2 separate regions of the Homo sapiens genome follow, and region 2 is linked to region 1. A link is an interaction called in ENCODE POLR2A ChIA-PET data of the cell type or tissue named here. Cell type or tissue: Caco-2. All regions are shown on one strand. Links, peaks and the distances in the headings refer to the core of each region. The heading gives the core; the rest is flanking DNA. Region 1 overlaps NR6A1 (nuclear receptor subfamily 6 group A member 1). Region 2 overlaps NR6A1 (nuclear receptor subfamily 6 group A member 1).

What was found. Peaks named below come from ENCODE experiments on the same cell type or tissue, not always from the same donor. Only the 100,000 strongest peaks of a DNase experiment are listed, where the experiment ranks them.
Region 2: POLR2A ChIA-PET joins it to region 1 with 10 read pairs; 7 of 35 experiments call an interaction of 5 or more read pairs at or near these places.

What each region holds. Positions count from the first base shown.
Region 1 is chr9:124,636,990-124,649,350 of GRCh38, reverse strand. The region is part of intron 2 of NR6A1 (nuclear receptor subfamily 6 group A member 1); the gene reads left to right. Among named protein-coding and RNA genes, the nearest start is that of MIR181A2HG, 15 kb to the left of the region's middle. In Caco-2, for the core only: no CTCF peak of the experiment used is centred there; no DNase peak of the experiment used is centred there.
Region 2 is chr9:124,728,367-124,740,727 of GRCh38, reverse strand. It overlaps NR6A1 (nuclear receptor subfamily 6 group A member 1), which reads left to right. Exons shown (of 10, transcript NM_033334.4): 2 at 7,379-7,420. It overlaps LOC124900274 (a long non-coding RNA gene), which reads left to right. Exons shown (of 2, transcript XR_007061773.1): 2 at 1-349. Among named protein-coding and RNA genes, the nearest start is that of NR6A1, 37 kb to the left of the region's middle. RefSeq lists enhancers at 5,479-6,010, 11,813-12,312, 12,313-12,361. In Caco-2, for the core only: no CTCF peak of the experiment used is centred there; a DNase peak (open chromatin) is centred at 6,437; H3K4me3 peaks cover 339 bases.

The sequences.
Region 1 (12,361 bases), core at 1,801-9,800:
AATGAATGTTCTTGATGCCTTTATTGAAAATGATTTGACTGTAAATGTGTGGATTTATTCTGGGTTCTCTATTCTGTTCCATCGGTCTATGTGTCTTTTTTTTTTTTTTTTTTTTTTGTGCCAGTACCACACTTTCTTACTATAGCTTTGGTAGTATATTTTGAAGTCAGGTAGTGTGATACCTCCACCTGTGTTCTTTTAGTTCAGGATTGCTTTGGCTATTTGGGGTCTTTTGAGGTTTCATATGAATTTTAGGATTTTTCTATTTCTGCGAAGAATGTCATTGGTATTTTGATAGGAATTGCATTTTATCTGTAGATCTCTTTGGATAGTGTGGATATTTTAACAATATCCTTTCACTTTATGAACATGGGATGTCTTTCCTTTTTTGTGTGTAATCCCACAATTTCATCAGTGTTTTATAGTTTTCATTGTCGAGATCTTTCACTTTTTTGGTTAATTCTATTTCTAGGTATTTTATTTTTTATTTTTTAGAGCTTTTGTAAGTGGGATTGCTTTCCTGATTTTGTTTTCTTATTGTTTGCTGTTGGCATATAGAAATGCTACCGATTTTTGTATGTTGATTTTGTATCCTACAGCATTACTTATTTTGTTTCTGAGTTCTAATGCCTTTTTTTTTTTTAGCAGTATCTTTAGGTTTTCCAAATAAAAGATCATGTCTGCAAACAAGGACAGTTTGACTTCTTCTTTTACAGTTTGGCTGCCCTTTATTTCTTTCTCTTGTCTAATTTTAATTGCTCTGGCTTATACATTCAGTACTATTTGAATAAAAGGATGAAAGTCGGCATTCATGTTCCAGGCTTTCAGTTTACCCCCATCCAGTATGATGCCAGCTGTGAGTTTGTCATGGATATGTGGTCTTTATTGTATTTTAAGGTATGTTCCTTCTATACACAGTTTTTGAGTTTTTATTATGAAGTGGTATTGAATTTTATTAAATACTTTTTAGCATCTTTTAAAATGATCACATGTATTTTATTTATTTATTTATTTTGGTAGAGATGGGGTCTCGCTATGTTGCCCAGGCTGGTCTCGAACTCCTGGACTCGAGCAGTCCTCCTGTGTTGGCCACCCAAAGTGCTGGATTACAGGCGTGTGGTGGATTACAACCACTATGTCTCACCTGGTTTTTGTTCTTGATTCTGTTAATGTAACATATCCTGTTTATGGATTTGTATATGTTGAATTATCCTTGCATCCCTGGGATGAATCCCACTTGATCATGGTGAATGATTTTTTTTAATGTGTTGCTGAATTCAGTTTGCCTAGTATTCTATTGAGGATTTTTGCATCTGTGTTCATCAGAGATACTAGCCTGTAGTTTCTGTTGTTGTTGTGTCTTTGGCTTTGGTATCAGGGTAAGGATGGCCTTTTAGAATGAGTTTGGAAGTGTTCCTCTTCAATTTTTTGGAATAGTTTTGCATACCATTGGTATTAGTTCTTTAAGTGTTTCATATAATTCAGCAGCAAAACCATCATGTCCTGGGCTTTTCTTTGATGGGAAACTTTTTATTACTGCCTCTTTCTTGCTACTCATTATTGTTCTGTTAAGGTTTTCTATTTCTTTTTTCTTTTCTTTCTTTCTTTCTTTTTTTTTTTTTTTTTGAGACGGTCTCACTCTGTTGCCCAGGCTGGAGTGTAGTGGCATGATCTCGGCTCACTGCAACCTCCGATTCCCAGGTTCAAGTGATTCCCCTGCCTCAGCTTCTGAGTAGCTGGGATTACAGGCATGTGCCACCACGCCCAGCTAATTTTTGTATTTTTAGTACAGATGGGGTTTCACCATGTTGGCCAGGCTGGTCTCGAACTCCTGACCTCACGTGATGCACCCACCTCAGCCTCCCAGTGTATTGGGATTACAGGCGTGAACCACTGCGGCCGGCCCCCATTTCTTTATGTTTTAATCTTGGTAGGTTGTGTATGTCCATTTCTTTTAGATTTTCCAAGTTATTGGCATGTAGTTAGTTGTTCATAATAGTCTCTAATGATGCTTTGTATTTCTGAAATGTCTCCCTTTTCATCTCTGATTTGGGTCTTTATTTGAAACTTCTCTCTTTTTTTTCTTAGTCTAGCTAACAATTGGTCAATTTTGTTTATCTATTTAAAAAACCAGGGCCAGGCACTGTGGCTCATGCCTGTAATCTCAATGCTTTGGGAGGCCAAGGTAGGAGGATCACTTGAGACCAGGAGTTTGGGACCAGTCTGGGCTACAACATAGTGAGACCTTGTCTCTACAAAAATAAAATAATTAGCCAGTTCTGGTGGTGTGAGCCTGTAGTCCTAGCTACTGGGAAGACAGAGGCAGGAAGATCATTTGAGCCCAGGAGTTTGAGGTTACGGTGAGCTATGATCACAGCACTGCACTTCAGCCTGGGCAACAGAGTGAGATTCTATCTGTTAAAAAATTTAAAAACTCCACACCCACAACTTTTTGTTTTGGTAAGTTATTAATTGTTAATTCAATTTCTTTAATACCTGTAGGCCTATTTAGATTGTCTCTATTTTTTTGTATGTGTTTTGGCAGATTGTGCCTTTCAAAGAATTGGTTTGTTTCATCTAGGTCAAGCCTGTCCAACCCACAACCCAGGATGGCTTTGAATGTGGCCCAACACAAGTTCGTAAACTTTCTTAAAACATGAAATTTTTTGCATTTTTTTTAAAGCTCATTAGCTATTGTTAGTGTTAGTGTTAGTGTTAGGTATTTTATGTGTGGCCTAAGACACTTATTCTTCCAATGTGGCCCAGGGAAGCTTAAAGATTGGACACCTCTGATCTAGGTTATCAAATTTGTGGACATAGACTTATTCATTCATTATATTCCTTTATTTTCCTTTTAATGTCTATAGGATCCATAGTGAGGTCCCCTATTTCATTTTTTTGAGCTTTATTGAGGTACGATTGACAGACACTGTTTTATTTCTGATACTAGTAATTTGTGTCCTCTTTCTTTTTTCGTTAGTTAGCCTTGCTAGAGGCTTATGGATTTTATTGATCTTTTCAAAGAACCAGCTTTTGTTGATTTTTGGTTTTGTTAATTTTCTTTATTGCTTCCCTGTTCTTAATTTCATCGATTTCTGCTCTAATTTTTATTATTTCTTTTCTTCTGCCTACTTTGGGTTTAATTTTGTCTTTTTCTAGCTTCCTAAGGTGGAAGCTTGGTTTTAGGTTGTCTTTTCTAACATATGCATTCAGTGCTGTAACTTTCCTCCAAGCACTACTTTCATTGCATCCCACAAATTTTGATGAATTATATTTTTATTTTTATTTAGTTCAAAATATTTTTCTCTTGAGATGACTTCTTTGACCCATGTTTTTATTTAGAATTGTATTGTTTAATCTTTATGTATTTGAGATGTTCCAGATATCTTTCTGTTATGCTAGTTTAATTCCATTGTGGTCTGAGAGCAAACATTGTACGATTTCTATTATTCTAAATTTGTTAAGATGTGGTTTATGGGCCAGAATGTGGTCTGTTTTGGTAAATGTTTCATGTCAACTTGAGAAGAATGTGAAATCTGCTGCTATTGAATTGGATGAAGTATTCTATAGGTGTCAGTTATATCCAAAAGATTGGTAGTGCTGTTGAGTTCAACATGTTTTTAATGAATTTCTGCCTTCTGGATCTGTCCATTTTTGATAGAGGGTGGATTTATCTGTTTTTTTCTTGTAGTTCTATCAGGTTTTGCTTCAGGTATTTTGACATTCTGTTACTAGGTGCATACACATTAGGATTGTTATGTCTTCTTAGAGTATTGACTCCTTTATCATTAGTAATGCCCCTCTTTCTCCTGATAACTTTCCTCACTCTAAAGTCTGCTCTGTCTGAAATTAGCATAGCTGCTTCCACTTTCTTTCAGTTGGTGTTAGGATGGTATGTATTTCTCCATCCCTTCATTTTTATTCTTTATGTGTCTTTCTACTTAAAGTAGGTTTCTTGTAGACAACATATAGTTGGGTCTTGTTTCCTGATTCACTCTAACAATCTGCCTTTTAATTGGTACATTTAAACCATTGATGTTCAAAGTGATTACTGATGTAGTTGATTAATACCTGCTATATATTTATTGTTTTTTGTTGTCCTTGTTCTCTTTTTCTCTTCTACACATTTCCTGTGTTTTGTGTTTTTTTGTTTCTTTTGTGGTTTTAATTGAGCATTTTATGTGTTTCCATTTTCTCTCATTTCTTAGTATAACAATTGTACTTTTAAAAGTTTTTTAGTTGTTTCACTAGAGATTGCAGTATATATTTATAACCAATCCAAGTCTATTTTGCTGTCATTCATTTTGTTTCCGTTAGGATTTGCACTTGATGTTGTACGTTCAATGTGTTTTGGCAAATGTGTAATGACATGACTTGGAATTTTTATGTGGAGGTTTAGTGTGCATTCCTGAATATTGGAATTTGGAGAACATCGGTTTCATGAATACCACAAAACAGAATATTCCTGGAAAATCTGAAGTACAGTCGTTGTATGTAGATGCCTCAGGTCAGTTCCAATGCTAATTTGCTTTGGCTAGTGCTTGGAGGGTCCTTGGGGTACACACTGTTTCATAGGTAAAGGGCAGGGATGCAGTCTTATTTGTTCAGGTAGCTTGACAAAGGCTGTAAAAACTGTCATAGAGACCAGTAGGGGCTGGAGAATGTAGAATCAGGTAGATCTGGCTTCTCCGTTGTGCAGCTGGAATTTAGACACTATCAGTTTGGATACAACTTTTTCCCTTTTACCAATGTCTCTAAAATATGTGGCACATATTAAAAGCTTAGAAAGTGACTTAATTGGCTGGGCACAGTGGCTCACACCTGTAATTCCAGCACTTTGGGAAGCTGAGGCGGGCGGATCACCTGAGGTCAGGAGTTCGAGACCAGCCTGGCCAACATGGTGAAACCCTGTCTCTACTAAAAATACAAAAAGTTAGCCGGGGTAGTGGCGCATGCCTGTAATCCCAGCTACTTGGGAGGCTGAGGCAGGAAAATTGCTTGAACCCAGGAGACGTAGGTTGACTGCACTCCAGCATGGCAATAGAGCGAAACCATGTCTCAAAAAAAAAAAAAAAAAAAGAAGACTTAATCTTCAAGAGGATCAGTATACACCTCTTCTTCAGTTGTCTGGTGAAAGGATGGAAAATTAGGCCAGGCGCGGTGGCTCACGCCTGTAATCCCAGCACTTTGGGAGGCCGAGGTGGGTGGATCACAACGAGGTCAAGAGATCAAGGCCATCCTGGCCAATATAGTGAAACCCTGTCTCTACCAAAAATACAAAAATTAGCAGGGCATGGTGGCGCGTGCCTGTAATCCCAGCTACTTGGGAGGTTGAAGCTGGAGAATCGCTTGAACCCAGGAGGTGGAGGTTGTAGTGAGCCAGTATCGCGCCACTGCACCCCAGCCTGGTGACAGAGTGAGACTCCGTCTCAAAAAACAAAAACAAAAAAACCCAGAAAGGATGGAAAATTAAAAGCATCTTTTACTATGTACAAATTTATAGTGATTTTTAAAATATATTTAATTTTTTCTGATTTTAAAAAAATGAAAAGAGTACCCTTTCTCTCTCTCTCTCTTTTTTTTTTTTTTTGTTTTTTTGAGATGGGATCTCACTCTTTGCCCAGGCCAGGGTGCAGTGGTGCCTCAGACTCCTGGGCTCATGGGCTCAAGCAATCCTTCCATGTCAGCCTCCTAAGTAGCTAGAACTTAACAGATGTGTACCACCACACCTGGCTTTTTTTTTTTTTTTTGAGATTGGGTCTCGCTCTGTTGCCAGGCTAGCATGCAGTGGTGCGGAATCTTGGCTCACTGCTCCCTTCGTCTCTTGGGCTCCAGCAATCCTCCCACCTCAACCTCCCGAGTACCTGGGACTACAGGTGCACGTCATCAGCCTGGCTAATTTTTGTATTTTTGGTAGAAATGGGGTTTCATCATGTTGCCCAGGCTGGTCTTGAACTCCTGGGCTCAAGTGATCCACCCGCCTCAGCCTCTCAGAGTGCTGGGATTACAGGTGTGAGACACCATGCCTGGCCTGGCAAAATTTTAAAATATTTCATAGAGACAGGGTCTCACTATGTTGCCCAGGCTGGTCTTGGCTCCTGGCCTCAAGTATCTTCCCGCCTCAGCCTCTGAAAGTGATGGTATTACAGGTGTGAGCCACTGTGCCCAGCCCCGTTTTCTTTGATTTTTAAAGGTAATATATATTCATTGTCAGTCATGTCTTTTAGCTTGTTTTTGTTCCCCCCCCCCACCCGAGGGCTTTATAGTTAAGGCATGTAACTGGTACTCACTTGAGAGGTGCTAGATAAAGCTAAAATCATAAAAAGCTCAAGAGACATGAAGAATGATTTTGGCCTTTGAGACCTACACCAATCGTTCTTTCTGGATCCAGGCCACAATTCTTAATATCTTTCAAATATTTCCATCCACCTGACCCTCTGGTTCTTCAAGCCTGCCCACTTTCTTATCTTTCTTATTTCTTTAGTAGGACTAGACACACAGAATTAAAGCTGTGGTCTCCCCTGCTACCTCCCTCTCTCATGGCTTCCACATCTAACCAGCCAATTTGGTCATCTCACTCTACACGTTGTCTTTTATATTTCTGTCTTCATCACCAAATGACCACCTTCTCCCTCCACCACCCTGCCCCACAGTTATTTTTTAAAGCTTGCCTCCATTGGTCACTTTATATGCCAGAAACAGTGTTACATGGCTCTCAACTGGGGTTGATTTGGCAATATGAAGACATTTTTTGGTTGTCACGACAGGGGATAGAAAAGAATTGTTATTGGTGTCTAGTAAGTAGAGGCCAGGGATTCTGCTAAATATTTTATAATGCATAAAACAGTTGCCCATTAAAAAAAATTATTTCACCTGAAAGGTGAATAGTGTAGAAGTTGAGAAATTATGTTAAGCATTTCATATGTTATTTTGTTCTGACAGCAACCATTTACATGGGTCTTACCATCCCCATTTTATAGATAATAAATAAAAGACAAAGTTTCTGGGCGCAGTGCCTCACGCCTGTAATCCCAGCACTTTGGGAGGCCAAGGTGGGCGGATCACCCGAGGTCAGGAGTTCGAGACCAGCCTGGCCAACATGGCAAAACCCCATCTCTACTAAAAATACAAAAATTAGCTGGGCGTGGTGGTGTGCGCTTGTAATCCCAGCTACCCGGGAGGCTGAGGCAGGAGAATTGGCTTGAACCCAGGAGGCAGAGGTTGCAGTGAGCTGAGATCGCGCCACTGCAGTCCGGCCTAGGTGACAGAGCAAGACTTGACTGTCTCAAAAGAAAAAAAAAAGAAGCACACAAACTCACTCAGCTGTTAAGTGGTAGTGATAGAGCCAAGTTCAAACTTAGAGCCTGAGCTTATATTGGGCCATGATAGGCAACCTAAACGTAACTCAGGCCTGTATGTTTTACCTGTACTATTACAGTGAGCTCCTATCTGATCCCTTTGCCTCTTGTCTCTCCATTTAACCCTGTCTTAAGCACAGAATAAGGCTCTAATTATGCTGCATAATATGTTAACAATCTTTTACTGCATATAGAGCGTAGCTTTAGTTTCCCAGCCTGGCATTTATTTAAGCCAAGGACACTGCAGTCAGTTCCTGACCTACCTTCCCAACTAATTTCCCACAGCTCTCCCCTCTCTCTTTTTTTGAAACAGGGTCTCACTGTGTTGCACAGGCTGGAGCAGTCATAGCTCACTGCAGCCTCGAACTCCAGGGCTGAAGCAATCCTCCTGCCTCAGCCTCCCAAGCTGGGACTACAGGCATGCAACACCATGCTTGGCTAGTTTTTATTTTTTGTAGAGATGGAGTCTTACTATGTTTCCCAGGCTGGTCTCAAACTCCTGAGCTCAAGCAGTCTTCCTGCCTTGGCCTCCTAAGTGCTAGGATTAAAGGTATGATCCACCATTCCTGGCCTCTTCTTTTCAAAGTTCCTAACACATACTTTCTTTTCCTTCTTTTCTTTTTTTTTTTTTTTGAGACAGATTTTCACTCTTTTTGCCCAGGCTGGAGTGCAATGGGGTGATCTCGGCTCACGGCAACCTCTGCCTCCTGGGTTCAAGCAATTCTCCTGCCTCATCCTCCCAAGTAGCTGGGATTACAGGCATGCACCACCATGCTCAGCTAATTTTTTTATTTTTATTTTTTAGTAGAGACAGGGTTTTGCCATGTTGGCCAGGCTGGTCTCGAACTCCTGACCTCAGGTGATCTGTCTGCCTTGGCCTCCCAAAGTGCTGGGATTACAGGTGTGAGACACTGCACCCGGCGACTTTGTGTTTTATTTATTATCTATAAAATGGGGGTGGTAAGACCCATGTAAATGGTTGCTGTCAGAACAAAATAACATATGAAATGCTTAACATAATTCAGTTTCTTAACTTCTTATTTTAGCTTGTCTATAGGGACTGCTGTTGTAATTTAAAAGGTTATTTTGAATGAAGGCAAAAGGGTAATCAAGCCCATTTATAGAATTAGGGATCACAAAGTAAAGTGATCTTACATTTTTATTTAAAATACTCTGTGTGTATTGCTACAAAAAATACAAAAATTAGCTGGGTGTGGTGGTGCATGCCTGTAATCCTGCTTGGGTGCTGGCAAGGAGAGAGAGATGTATATGTGTGTAAAAAAGATTGGACTGGGGGTGGTAAACTCTAGCTCATGCTTTGTAATCCTAGTGCTTTGGGAGGCCAAAGCAGGATTGCTTGAGGCCAGTAATTCAAGACTAGCCTGGGCAACACAGCGAGACCCCATGGCTACAAAAAATTTTAAAAGTAGTCAGGCATAGTGGCATACTCCTGTAGCCCTAGCCACTTGGGAGGCTGAGGTAGGAACATTGCTTGAGCCCATGAGTTCATGGTTACAGTGAGCTACGATCACTCCACTGCATTCTAGCCTGGGTGACATGAGAACCTTCCTCTAAAAACAAAACCAAAATAACACAGAATAAAAGTTAGCATCCTTCAGTACCAAACATTTGTGGAAAATACCATATACAAACATCCCTTTTATTCAAAAGATCTTAAGGTAAAGCATTTGATGAAAGAAAGGAATGTTCTAAGGTTATCTTTCCTGAGTAATAGGTAGCAGAATCTGAAGAGCATTAGGAGATTCCCTCTAAATCCTAAAAATATCTTTCTTAAACCTAGTTTGCAACTGGCTGAATTCCATCTCAGAATTTCATTCCTCTGGATTAAGATAATTGTTTTCAAAGTGTGTTCTGCAGGACCCTAGGACGCCATGGATGTTCTTCAGCGCTTCCATATGTTTTTTCTCAAATTTCCACTTAATTTCTTTTTATGCATTTTAAAAATGGAAATAAACTGAACACCCAGAGGTGTTACATATCAAATTTTAAAACATGGGTTCATCAACACATTACCCTGTATGACAGGGTGTTTTGTACAGCCCTGCTATCTAAGTGAAAAATGTTCTAATGTTGTATATACTAATTGTTTCTGCTGCTGCTTCCTTTCTCTCTTTAACACACTCCAGTGAGGCTTCTGAACTCACCATACTATTGAAACAACTTGGTCAAGGTGACCACAGACCTCTGCATTGCTAAAATGTGTTTAAATTCTCAGTGCTCATCTTACTCAGCCTCTCAGCAGCATTTGATAATTGATCCATTTGCCCTCCTCCTTGAAAGACTCTTCCCTTGCCTTTCAGAATGTTGCTCTCTGTTGGTCCTCTTCTTACCTCACTGGCTACTCCTTTGCTAATTCTTTCTGAGGTTAGCTCTCCTACTGTCCCTGTCTACACTGAACCAGACAGTAGAGAGGTTAAGAACATTTACTTGACATACTTGATAGGGCTAAGTTTGAGATTTGGTTCTTTTGGTAACTAGCCATGAGACCTTGAGCAAAGTAAACCAGCCTCATTTAGTCTTTGGCCTCATTTGTAAAATCGGGATGCTGTCTATGTCTAGCTCACAGAGGATTGCTGGGCTTCAGTAAGAGTTTACATGTAAAGTGCTTAGCATAGGACCTGGCACACTGTGAGTGCTCAGTAAACGTTAGTGACCTCGTTATTGTTGGCATGTTCTTTCTCCATTTTAAAAATACACACCCCTGCATTTTTAATTGTATGAGCTATGGAGTCAGAATTCTTGGATTTAAATCCTTAGCTCCACCACTAACTAGTTGTATTAACTTAAGCAGATTACCTATCCAGCATGTACTTACTTCAGTTTCGGTTATCTAGAAATATAATAGTACTTGTTCCATAGAGTTTGTTTAAGGATTAAATAAGAATATAGGTAAAACACCTAGACTAGGTCCGGCCCATAAGTGCTCAATTGTGTTAACTATTATGGCTACTCTTCTAGCACTTTCTGCTTACCTGTGTTATACTTACCTATGTACTTGTAGCTCCCTTTTTAGAAAATCAGCTTCCCGTAAAGACAAGGATTATACTATATTCATTCTTGTATCTTGAATAGTATGGCAAAACTTAGTTGGATAATTATATTTCACTTAAGGGCTTTCACAAGCATCACCTTATTTGAGCCTCACAAAAATCCTATGAGGTAAACAGTGCTAGTAATTGTCTGCATAAGTAGGAAAGGTAGGTTGCATGCCTATCATGTTGTAGTCATTGGGTCTTCCTTCTCATTATTTATTCCATTTTAACTTTCATAACTATTGTGAAAGGTGGTACTTAGCATTTCATTTTAAATGTAAGAAACCTGAGGCTCAGAAAGCTTAAGTAATATGACCAAATTCAAGCAGCCCATGATCTTCAGAGCCTGAATGCATATTTTTACAAAGCATTGCACTAGTGAATTTTGGTCAGGTGTCAGATTTGATGATACACAAGCCACAATCTTGTTCTGTTCCTGTCTTTGCTTTGGGAACTCTGTCTACCTTGTCTCCTGAAATAGCTATTGATGTCAAATGCTGTAGTAATGTCAGGAGAGAGAAAACCGTCAGTAAAAGACCATAGGAAAAATTGGTCTTAGATTTCTTATTATTTCTGTGTTTTAGAGACTGCTAAGAAAAAGTAAGTAGATGAGCCTATCCAGTCTGATGCCTATGCCAGCGATTTCAAAGGGTCCTTGAACTTTTTTTTTTTTTTTAAACACCAAAGAGACAGATGTCTCACTCTACCCAGGTTGGAGTGCAGTGGTGTGATCATAGCTCACTGTAACATCAAACTCCTAGGCTCAAGCAATCCTTCTGCTTTAGCCTCCTGAGTAGCTAGGACTACAGGTACACAAGCCACCACACCCAGCTAATTTTTAAATTTTAATTTTTTGTAGAGATGGGATCTCACTGTATTGTCCAGGCTGGTCCAGAACTCCTGGACTCAGGCTATCCTCCTCCTGCCTAAGCCTCCCACAGTGCTGGGATTACAAGCATGAGCTATCATGCGCAGCCCCATTTAACATTTTTATACCACCCAATTAGTTTGGAGTTCCCTTTTTTTCTTTTTTTTTTTTTTTTTTTTGGAGAGGGAGTCTCACTCTGTCGCCCAGGCTGGAGTGCAGTGGCACAGTCTCAGCTCACTGCAACTTCTGCCTCCCAGGTTCAAGCAATTATCGTGCCTCAGCCTCCTGAGTAGCTGGGACTACAGGCGTGTGCCAACACACCCGGCTAATTTTTCATACTTTTAATAGAGATGGGGTTTCACCATGTTGGCTAGGCTGGTGTCGAACTCCTGGACTCAAGTGATCTGCCCGCTTTGACCTTCCAAAGTGCTGGGATTACAGGCACAAGCCACTGCACCTGGCCAGTTGGAGTTCTTTTTCTGGGAGATGGTGTAGAGTTTGGAGTCAGACTTGATTTGAGAAAGTTACCTAACCTCTCTTGAGTCTTTTTTTCTTGCATGTACAATGAGGAGAAAATACCTATATGGCAGAGTTTTGAGCGTTAAGTGCAGTAAAGTATGTACAACACCTTGCCTAGTATGTAATAGATATTTAATAAATGGTAGCTACAGTAAGTATGTGTTATTCCCACCTATAGGAAGAATTCCAGCTTTTTAGCCTGGTATATAAGACCTTTCCCAATCTGGCCTTCTTCAACATTCCTGTCTCCTCCTGACATTCAGTGTCATGTACTTAAACTCTAGCTACACACAATTACTAATGTTTTTAGAAAACCCATGCTTTTATGCTACCATGTCTTTGTACATGCTACTGTGTCGGTCTAGAATGCACTTTCTACTCCTGCCTTTTCTCTGCCTGTCGGTAGCCTACCACTTCAAAACGGAGCTCAAATGCTACTTTTGATTGTGAAGTTTTCATCATACCCCTAGAGAGATGTATCACTCCTGCCTCCGGGTTCCCATTAGCACCTTGTTGATGCTTTTCTCTAATGTAGTAAGTACATTAGTTTATTTCCTGATCTG
Region 2 (12,361 bases), core at 3,011-11,010, 90 kb before region 1:
GAATGACTGTTGTATATCAATAGAAAACCTGGGTAAAGATTTTTAACTTTTTCTTGGGGATCCTGGAAAAACAGACTTCTCTGAAACCTTGGGTTCTCTGAATTCAGGTTCTAGTGGTCCTGATCATGATATGGTTGTGGTGTGTAAAGCACAGGAACCTGTGGGAGCATAGAAGAGTCACACAGAATTCGTCAGAGCAATTTCAAGACCTATTTTGACCTTTGGCTTTCTTAGTCCTACAAGCCCTGTGTCACTGTATCTCATGTTTAAAACTATATAAGACTTGAATTGCAATTGACTAAGTGAAATAACGTTATCTCATATTTAATTAAAACATTTGAATTTCAAATTTGCAGATGTGTTTGTGTTTTGGATTTTGAAACCAGTCTTTTTCTTCCTCATAGGTCCCTGAAAAACTATAGTTTCAGCCATGTTGTTTGTAGTGCCTAACTCAGACTTGAGTGTTTGCAGGAAAGGGAGGGGGAAATTAGAGGAGACCTGACTTGAGTCCTTATGTCAGTGGTGAGTAAAGGTGGGCTCAGGTGGAGAAAATAGCATGTGTAAAGGAATTGAGGCCAAAGAGCGTGTTGAATTCTGGGAGCCACGATGTACTTCAGTGTGGATGGAGTATACACTGTTGGGTAGGATGCTATGAAAAGCAAGAGATAAAGTGGTTGGCAAATCATGAGAGACACATACAACTTCTGTTTTGTAGAAAGAGATAGTTGATTAGAATTGTAGAATTTTACCTTTTAAGGGCCTTAATCTTACATATGGGTTATTGAGGCTTCAAAAGAGACTGAGTAACTAGCAGAACGTTAACCAGAGTCCATGTCTCTGTTGCACTATATTGTCTTCCTACAGTCAAACTAAAACATTGCTTGAGTAACTCTAACACATTATAGAGTATAATTAGCTAGTGTTTCACACCTTAATTTGCTGACTGGTGATACTCAGAAGTTTATTTAAGTTTCTGTCATGGTAAATTTACAATTTTATAGTCAAAATATCAAAAAGGAAAAAGATCAGTGACATTTTAATCTCTCATGATAGCCAGTCACAATTTGAGGAATCAGTGATCATTTTCTTTTTGTCAAATGCCTTTTTGTCAAATGTGTGGTGGTGCACACCTGTAGTCTCAGCTACTTGGGAGGCTGAAGTAGGAGGGTTGCTTGGGTCCTAGAGGTCAAGGCTGCAGTGAGCCATGATCGTGCCACTGCACCCCAGCCTGGGCTACAGAAGCAAGACCTTGTTTAAAAAGCAAACAAAACGCCTATTTGGAGAAGAGCTTGTCAACTGGAACTTTCTCTTGTATGAAATAAGATTCCTAGACTTAGAGCCATTTGCTGATTACTTGCCATAAAGTAGATGATTTACATATATTCACCAAATCTCATGACAATTGAATGTGATGGTTATTTTTATCCTCATTCCAAGACATGGGTTTGGAGTAGTTAATTTGATAATAGCAAATCTGGGATTTGAATCTAATTCTAATTCATACCCATACCCTCGCCGCCCCCATTTTTTTTTTTTTTTTGAGATGGAGTCTCGCTCTGTTGTCCAGGCTGGAGTGCAGTGATGTGATCTGGGCTCACTGCAACCTCTGCCTCCCAGGTTCAAGCATTTCTCCTGCCTCAGCCTCCTGAGTAGCTGGGCTTATAGGCACCTGCCACCACCAAAATTAGCCCAGCTAATTTTTGTATTTTTGTATTTTTTTTTTTTTTAGATGGAGTCTTGCTTCGTTGTCTGGGCTGGAGTGCAGTGGGGTGATCCTGGCTCACTGCAACCTCCGCCTCCCGGGTTCAAATGATTCTCTTGCCTCAGCCCCCCGAGTAGCTAGGACTACAGCATGCGCCACCACGCCTGGCTAATTTTTGTATTTTTAGTAGAGATGGGGTTTCACTATGTTGGCCAAGCTGGTCTCAAACTCCTGACCTCGTGATCCTCCCGCCTTGGCCTCCCAAAGTGCTGGGATTACAGGTGTGAGCCGCTGCACCCGGCCCAATTTTTGTATTTTTAGTAGGGATGGGGTTTTACCATGTTGGTCAGGGTGGTCTTGAACTCCTGACCTCAGGTGATCCACCTGCCTCAGCCTCCCCAAATGCTGGGATTACAGGCGTGAGCGATTGTGCCCGGCCCCCGTGTCCTTTTTTCAGTACGCATTTATCTTCCTAGTTAAACTGAGGCAAGTGAATATAACCTTTGCAGTAACATTTCAGATTGCTTGTGTGCACACTGACTTGGTGATATCATCTTAGGAACCAATCTGTTTCTTGTCTCTCTTTTCCTTTTGAAAGCAATTTAAGTCACCATACAAAGACCCTGGATTTCTCAGAAAATTTCCTGGATTTCTCAGAAAATTTCCTGATCTGTTTAATATGTTGTATTCTGTGCGACAGGTGGGTTTGGGGGTATGTTTGTTTATTTATGAAGCTTAAGAGCCTGCTTTTCTTTTTGTTTTGTTTTGTTTTGAGACAGAGTCTTGCTCTGTTGCCCAGGCTGGAGTACAGTGGCGCGATCTCCGCTCACTGCAACCTCCGCCTCCCAGGTTAAAGCTATTCTCTTGCCTCAGCCTCCTGAGTAGCTGTGACTACAGGTGTGCACCACCACGCCAGACTAATTTTTGTATTTTTAGTAGAAACGGGGTTTTACTATGTTGGCCAGGCTGGTCTTGAACTCCTGGCCTCGTGATCTGCCCACCTCAGTCTCCCAAAGTGCTGGAATTACAGGCGTGAGCTACCACGCCCCGCCTAATTTTTGTATTTCTAGTAGAGATGGCGTTTTACCATGTTGGTCAGGCTGGTCTAGGACCCCTGACCTCAGGTGATCCACCGCGCCCAGCCTCTTTTTTTTGGTTTTTGAGAAGGAGTCTTGCTCTTTCCCCCAGGCTGGAGTGCAGTGGCATAATCTCGGCTCACTACAACCTCTGCCTCTGTGTTCAAGCGATTCTTCTGCCTCAGCCTCCCAAGTAGCTGGTATTACAGGTGTGCACTGCCATGCCAGGCTAATTTTTGTCTTTTTAGTAGAGATGGGGTTTCACCATTTTTGCCATGCTGGTCTCGAACTCCTGACCTCAAGTGATCCACCCACCTTGGCCTCCCAAAGTGTTGGGATTACAGGTGTGAGCCACTGCGCCCGGCCAAGATTCTGCTTTCTGCTGAACAACTCTGATTGCCTTTGAGTTGAATCTAATTGAATAAATCCAATTTAACGTACATTTGGGGTTACATCTAGCAGTGGTTTGGGTTCTTCTAGCTAAGAATCATTTTGCCAGCTAGATGTGGTTGCTGAGAATCTGGGCAAAACTCTGCTTGACAATAGTAGCTAGCTGTGGCCATTTCATTGCCTTGTGGTCAGTAGGTATGTGGTTTGTAGGTAAGATTAACATTGTTCTCCATATATCTTCAAGGCTCCTGCATTAGTGATGATCTGTAAATCCAGAGACAACATAATAGCAGTGGTCTCAGGACTAGGTCGAGGGAATGTAGATGTAATTACTGAATTTTATAATCAGGATCTTTGTGACCCTTGGAGGATTTTTTTTAGTGTGAATATAGAGTCTTTCCTCAGGAAGTAGCAAACATCTGGAATCACCACATCAAGCACTTTACAGGCTGAAAATGTAAAAGTTCAAGAACCACAGCAAGTAACCAAAGTGACATTAGTGATATTAGGGTTCCATCCCAGGTCTTTGAGGATGATGCCATGAATGGTTTAATAGTAACTCTGCTATAATCTACACTTTGCTTCCATAGACACAGCACTGAATTGGATGGACCCTAGAGATTAGTTAGTAGCAGCTTACATATATAGAGGTCTTACTTTGTCAAGTACTGTGCAAAGCCTTTATATTCACTGTGTCATTTAATTCTTTATTTTTTGAGACCTGGTCTCACTCTGTTGCCCAGGCTGGAGTGTAGTGGCACGATCATGGCTCACTGCATCCTCGACCTCCTAAGCTCAGGTGATCTCTACCTCAGCCTCCCAAGTAGGTGGGATTACAGGCATACACCACCACACCTGGCTAACTTTTGTATTTTTTTGGTAGAGATAGGGTTTCACCATGTTGCCCAGGCTGGTCTCCGACTCCTGGGCTCAAGCGATCCTCCTGCTTCGGCTTCCCAAAGTGCTGGGATTACAGGCATGCACCACTGTACCTGGTCTCATTTAATTCTTTTGACATCCCCATAAGGTAGGTGCTGTTGTTGATCCCAATTTACAACAAAGTTAGGGTCAATTCTCCTTGGATCATGTGGCCTTTGAATAGAAGTCTGCAAAGAAAAATCAGGGTGCCATTAACAGAAGTGGGGAGTGGTTGCTAGGCAGATAAAAGCAATAGATGTCCATCTTAAATATTTTACTTAGTATTTTCTTTGTTTTTGAGTCACCCTCTATTTTTGTTTGATCATTTACTTGAGTTCACAACAATGGGCACTTTCAGAAGGTACATTAGGCTTTGTCCTTTTTTGAGACTTCTAGTATAGTCCGTTCATTTAATGTCCAAAGTAGTCTGAGGCCCAGAATAGGGAGTCATATAACTAAAGGTGGCTTGAGTTAGAACCTAGGAGAGGTCTAACCTTCCCATTGTACCAGCCTGCTTTCCTGTACTTTTGTCCCGTTTTTGAGTCAATTTACATGAAGTGAATGCTTATTCTCAGTTTCACTTCTGGCATGATGTTCAACATTCAATCCGTGTGTAGTGATGAATTATTTTCTCATTGCCTGGTACTATGGTCTGAATGTTTGTGATCCCCCTGAATTCACATATTGAAATCCTAACCTCCAAGGTGATGGTATTAGCATGGGGGCCTTTTGGGAGGTGATTGTTCCATTATAAGAGAGACCCTAAAGAGCTCATTCTACCATGTGAGAACAGTGATAAGGTACCATCTGTGAACCATAAAATGGGCTCTCACTAGACACCAAATCTACCAGCATCTTGATCTTGGACTTCACGGCTCCAGAACTGTGAGACTTACTTTATGATATTTTATTATAGCAGTCTGAATGGACTAAGACACCTGGCATCTCTCCATGGCTTTTCTGATTCCCATTGCCTTTATGTAGAGGGGTTTAAAGCTGGTCTGAGATCAGCCACTTTAAGCAGCTTCTAAATTCTGGTATTTCAGATCCAGTCTCCTCATTTAGACTTTACACACACTATTCAGACTAGACTTAAGATTTCCTGATTCTATGACTTTCTTCCCTAGACTGATCTAGAGGCAGGGTTGTGTGTTCTGTTTAGTTGATCCTGCATTTCAGCACCTTCCATAATGTGTCCACAACTGTTCTGGCCAGAAGCAGCTCTGCAGATGGATAAGGCACAGTCAGTCCCTAGCCTTGAAGATTTCACTGTCTAGTGGAAGAAGCAGGTATTTAAACTATTCCTTTATTGTTTGGTGAATGCTGGTGAGGCCTCTTTTGTTTTCCATATTTCATTGTTGTGATATTGGAACTGAATCTTAAAGGATGAGTCATTTTTACCAAATGGAGGAGGAGGAGGACTCACAGAAAGGCAAGAAAGAATGTGGCATGTTTGGTGTGGTCAGAACAGCCCAGAATTGCAAAGGACTTTAAAAGTTGTGATGTTTAAGCTGGGCTTTCTGTAATCCCAGCACTTTGGGAGGCGAAGGTGGTCAGATCACTTGAGGTCAGGAGTTTGAGACCAGCCTGGCCAACAGGATGAAACCTGTCTCTACTAGAAATACAAAAATTAGCTGGGCATGGTGGCAGGTGCCTGTAATCCCAGCTGCTCAGGAGACTGAGGCAGGAGAATCGCTTGAAACCAGGAGGCGCGGAGGTTGCAGTGAGCTGAGATTGCATCACTGCACTCTAGCCTGGGCGATAGAGCAAAACTCCGTATCAAACAAAAACAAAGTCGTAGTGTTTAAGCAGTTGGCCTGCTGCATGAATCTCATTTCTCCCATATGACGGCTAGTTGTTGGTCTGGCTTTTGGTCACCCAGTTTTGACAGAAGTTACTTTCATACCCCTCTAGTCCTAATTTTGCTTCTTTTTTTTGTTTTATTTTTTGAGACAGCGTCTCGCTCTGTTGCCCAGGCTGGAGTGCAATGGTTCAATCTCGGCTCACTGCAACCTCCACCTCCCAGACTCGAAAGATTCTCCTGCCTCAGCCTCCCGATTAGCTGGGATTGCAGCCAAGCACCATCATGCCTGGCTAATTTTTGTATTTTTAATAGAGACAGGGTTTCACCCTGTTGGCCAGGCTGGTCTTGAATTCCTGGCCTCAAGTGATCAGCTCGTTTTGGCCTCCCAGAGTGCTGGGATTACAGGCATGAGCCACTGCACCCGGCACCAAGATCCGATATTTCTGAATTTACTGGTGAAATACTACAGTTGTTTACTGAACAGCTACTCCGTGCTAGGCTTGTGAGAGGTAATGGGGTTAAAGCTGTAAAACAAGGCAGGTCGGATCCCCGCCCTCATGGAACAGTCTCATTGTGGTCAGACGCTGAACAAGTAGTTCCTTGTTGATGAGTGCTAGAAGCAAGCACAGGTGTTAGAGATAATTATAAACAGGAATTTGACCTTGTGTGTGAGACAAGGGTGAAAGAGGCAAGAGAAAACTTTTCTGAGGAAATATTTAAACTGAGGAAGAGTAGAAAGCAAACAGAAGAAAGTATGCAGCCATTTCAGGAAAAACAAAACCTTTCATCAACGATGTATAGAGGACGTACTATGTTTGCCATTCCTTGTGCTTGATTTATCTCTCCAGTGTGTTAGTTATATACCAGCCAGACAAATATAGCTCATACTTTTTGGGTCTGAGCATATGAAATGTGAAGTGTGCTCTGAGAGGTATTTATTCCAACCTGAATAGCATACTTATTAATGGAAAAATTGCTTTCATTTGTTTGTGTAGGTAAAATTCTTCAGCATTTGTGAAAAATTTACATGATATTACACTGTCTGATATTGTTGTTAATATTTTACATACTTTGCTTTCTTTTGGAAAAGAATTAGCAGTGTTAAATAGAATATGACAGGTATTAAATGAATTGTAATTTTCCTGTGAATTTTTATTCCAACGGACATTGCCATGATAACTCATAATTACTTGTGCTGTTGTATATTGAGCTCCTACTGTGTGGCAAGGCCTATGGTAAGCATTTTATTTTGGTAACTTGTTTAATCCTCATTACAATTCTGTGGTAAATGCTATTATCTGTTTTTATATTGAAGGGATGAAATGGAGGCTCAGAGGGATATGTAGTAGCTAAATGTTAGAGCTAGGATTGAAACCCAAATTGACTTCTGAGTATAGATTTCCCCCCAACTGTATGATACTTCATATTTGGAGTCAGCTTGAAGTAATTCACAAATTGTAATTTTTTTTCCTATTGTTTTCTCTTTAGGTTTCTGTCAGGATGAATTGGCAGAGCTTGACCCAGGCACTAGTAAGTTCTCAATGTTACCCAATATTCTTTGGTAAGAAAAGGATGTGTGTGTACACTTTTAAGTGAATAACTTAAGGTGTCATTGATAAGCCTTACTTTATTGACTCTCAGATTTTATTTCACTTTAATTTGTAATTATAGGAAGGGCACTCTGTCTTTTCTAGTTATGCTTTCTTCTGATATTATTCAGTGGCCAGGATCTATCTGTTTAATAGAAAGTTGGTTTGCTGAAAATTTCTGTTTAACACCAGTCTCCTTGCTTTGTTCTCCATCCTTCCATGAAACCAACAAAAATAAAAATTGTACTTTGAAGCCAGGCGTGGTGGCTGACGCCTGTAATCCCAGCACTTTGGGAGGCTGAGGCGGGTGGATCACCTGAAGTCAGAAGTTCAAGACCAGCTTGGCCAACATAGTGAAACCCTGTCTCTACCAAAAATACAAAAATCAGCCGGGCGTGGTGGCGGGTGCCTGTAGTCCCAGCTACTCGGGAGGCTGAGGCTGAAGAATCGCTTGAACCCGGGAAGTAGAGGTTGCAGTGAGCCAAGAACATGCCATTGCACTCCAGCCTGGGTGACAAGAGCAAAACTCCACCTCAAAAAAAAAAAAAAAATTCGTACTTGCATTTATGCACATGGACAACTGTATACTCACAAACACTTCTAAAGTATTGATAGTTTTGAAATAATTTCTTTAAAAGAAGCATTTTGCTTAGTTTAGAAATTATAATTGATAACCTTTGTAGTACAGTTTAATTTTCATTTACGGTCTTATGGTTAAGATATGAGAGTTACCATTTCAAGGTCTAATTAAATGATGCTTTTCAGGACTATGTGAGTCTTCATCATAGATAATCATTTGCATTTCCAGTTCTTCCTAAATGTGGTGGCGTGCACCATTCTGGGACACATAGTCATAATGGTTAGAAATAGGACATGGGAGTATCCAGTGTATACAGACCTTATTTTGCTATAATGCCGAAAGGTCAAATGATAATTTAGATTGAGATTCCATGAGATGGTCTAGAGTTATTTTTCTGATTGTAGTACTTTGTTACGGCTGGCTCTTTGCCACCAGTCTGCTGTTGAGATCAGTGATAAAGCTTACCTTTCCATCATCGTGAAGCTGATTCAAGCTCTGAGGTGGTGGACCTTCTCACATATTCGCCTCTGCCCTCCTTATTAGTATAAATGTCCATGTTGCAACTAATACTTATTAATTTTTAGGCAAAATAGTTCTCATGATGCTTATCAAACACCAGGGAAATATATTTGTCTTTTTAAAAGTTGTAAATTTCAGAATCAGTTTTGTATTAGATAGTATAGCCCCAGTATACCAGCAGCTATAGGTGTATATAGTACGGTTGACCCTTAAACAATGTGGGGGTTAGGGATGACAACCCCCTGCACAGTTGAAAGTCCACTTATAACTTTTGACTCCTCAAAAACTTTATTAATAACTTACTGTTGACTAGAAGCCTGGCCGATAACATAATCAGTAGATTAACATAATTTTGTATGTTATATGTATTATATTCTATATTGTTACAATAAAGTACACTAGAGAAGAGAACATGTTGTTAAGAAAGTCATAAGGAAGACAAAATATATTTACTCTTCATTAATAGAAGTGAATCATCGTTAAGGTCTTCATCCTCACCACCTTCATGCTGAAGGAGGAGAAAGAGGGGTTGGTCTTGCTCTTGAGTGGCAGAGGTGAAAGAGGTAGAGGAGGTGAAAGGGGAGGCAGGAGAGGCAGGCACACCTGGTATAACTTTTATTGAAAAAAGTCTGCGTAGAAGTGGACCTGTGTAGTTGAAACGTGTTATTCGAGGTCCAGCTGTGTTTTCTGTTCTCTTATGAGTAGCCTTTGCTTAGGGGAGGAAAAGATAAATTCAGTTATTTTTCTGGAGTCATGGTCCTTTCTTTTTTTTTTTTTTTCGAGATGGAGTTTCGCTCTGTCACCCAGGCTGGAGTGCAGTGGCACGATGTCAGCTCACTGCAACCTCTGACTCCCGGGTTCAAGTGATTCTTCTGCATCAGCCTCCGGAGTAGCTGGGACTACAGGCGTGCGCAACCATGGCTGGCTAATTTTTGTATTTTTAGTAGAGACGGGGTTTCACCATATTGGTCAGGTTTGTCTCAAACTCCTGACCTTGTGATCCGCCTGCCTTGGCCTCCCAAAGTGCTAGGATTACAGGCGTGAACCACTGCACCTGGCCATGGTCCTTTCTTAGAAGCATTTTTGAACACTAGGAAGGACATTGAGATGCCCTGTAACCTTTCAGACAACTACACATAAAACATGCTAGATAGTTGATAACTCAGTTTGTTAAGCACTGAGTGTTCTCTCTGCTCCACACCCAGTTCTCTAGACTCTAGGGATACACAGATAAATAAGTATAGCTCTTGTTCTTGTATGTTATCAGTGTGTTAGGAAATATTTGAAAGGACATTTTATAAACCTCTAGTTTAGCATTTAGTACCCAAATGTATTCTCTTTTTCTGCACCTAGTAGCAATTGAAAATGGTTAATGCCCATTTTCTGAGAAAGGTCCTTGATATTCTCAGAAAAATTATTGTTGAATTCTTCTTTCTGGGTTAAGTAATACCAGCTCATTAAACATTTCTTCATAAAATTCCTAGCTAGATATGGCAATTTATAGACCTCTCTATTCCATGAGAATGAACAGACATTGAGACATAATTTTATACATCAGTATAGAATAGGAGTCACCAAAAAAAAAAAAAAAAAAGACTAAAAAATTGTACTTACTGGCAGGGCATGATGGCTCATGCCTGTAATTCCAGCACTTTGGGAGGCCAAAGCGGGAGGATCATTTGAGCCCAGGATCAGGAGTTTGAGACCAGCCTGGGCAACATAGGGAGCCCCGTCTCTGCAAAGAAAATTTAAAAATTATCCAGGTGTGGTGGCATGTGCTTGTGGTCCCACCTACTTGAGAAGGTGAGGTGGGAGGATTGCTTAAGGAGGAGGAGGCTGCAGTTGAGCCATGATCACACCACTGCATTCCAGCCTAGGTGACACAGAGCAAGACCCTGTCTCAAAAACAAACCAAAAAATTTGTACTTAGCGTATGTGGGTAATATTCTCAGTAATTTCTATATTGGGAAGTTAGTAGTAGTTTAATCTTTCTCTTTGAAGAAATACATAAGGATCTGATTATTCTAGAAATAATTAGGCCAGGCGTGGTGGCTCACGCCTGTAATCCCAGCACTTCGGGAGGCTGAGGCAGGCGGATCACCCGAGGTCAGGAGTTCAAGACCAGCCTGACCAATATTGAGAAACCCCATCTCTACTAAAAAAACAAAATTAGCTGGGTTGTGGTGGCGCATGCCTGTAATCCCAGCTACTCGGGAGGCTGAGGCAGGAGAATTGCTTGAACCTGGGAGGTGGAGGTTGCGGTAAGCCGAGATCGTGCCATTGCACTCCAGCCTGGGCAACAAGAGCGAGACTCCGTCTCAAAAAAAAAAAAAAAAAATTAGACAAAATAAAATTTTATTTCAGTTTGTACCAGTTTTGGGGTTCAAATGAGCATGTTCAGCCCTACCAAGTGATAGGAAGCATCAAGACTGAGATGGGCTATGTGTGTTGTGTTAAATTGGCTGTGGTTTTTGATACTGCATATTCTGGGAATTCTGACTGGGAAAGAATAACATCTCCTATGTTAATTCCATTTGACTTTTGTTTATTTAATTTAATTTTTTTTGAGACAGGGTCTTACTCTTTTGTCCAAGCTGTAGTGCAGTGGCATAGTCATGGCTCACTGCAGTCTTGACCTCATGGGCTCAGGTGATCCTTCCACCTCAGTTTCCTGAGTAGCTGTGACTACATGTGCACACCACATGCCTGGCTAACTTTTGTATTTTTTTTCTCTTTCAAATATTTTTTATTGAAATGATAAAAAAAAGAACAGTGATCATTTTAACCGAACTTTTACTTTACAAATATAAAAATATAATCAAAACTTGTTTCTTTCATACATTTTCCATAAACATACCAGAAAAGTTCTCATAGCCAAACTGTAAATGATGCTTATATACTATGATGTGAACACAATAAACAAAAATTTAAATTTCCAAATACGTGACCTTTCCCTCAATAGAACAGCATAATCAATATATCTTCCCAACTTATCTCTATTTTTATGATACGATCCATCACTAAAATAGAAAATACACCTAAACTGGCTTAATCTAGACTTATCTAGGTTTTAGTAAGTTTTTTTCCCACTAAACAAGCTTAATAAATATAATACAAGCTAATATTAAAATGTGTTTTATGGCTCAAGTCAAATTACAATATTAAGTTTCTCATCACGTATTTGAACAACAAAGGCAAACTGCTTGAAATGAGTCCAGTTTAACCCAAATAATCAGTGATGGATAACAAGTGGAGTAAGTATAAGAAAATCAAATCTTATGCTACAGAAAGGTGACTTATACTACAGTCAACAACCACTAAGCCTTCTTTGGCAATGAAACATACAAAATTGCAAACTCTGAAGCAGTCTTAGTGATTGGTGCATACTCTTCCAAACCCTGTGAACTAGTAAAAACATTAAGTTTGAGGATGGAAAAACTACCCCAAGCATTTTCTCTCAAGTGACTGAGCAAGTACTTTATTTATTTATTTATTTATTTATTTATTTATTTTTTGAGGCGGAGTCTCGCTCTGTCACCCAGGCTAGAGTGCAGTGGTGCCATCTCGGCTCACTGCAAACTCTGCCTCCCGGGTTCAAGCGATTCTCCTGCCTCAGCCTCCCGAGTAGCTGGGATTACAGGCGCCTGCCACTGCGCCCAGCTAATTTTTCTGTTTTTTAGTAGAGATGGGGTTTCACCATCTTGGCCACGCTGGTCTTGAACTCCTGACCTCATGATCCACCTGCCTCAGCCTCCCAAAGTGCTTGGATTACAGGCGTGAGCC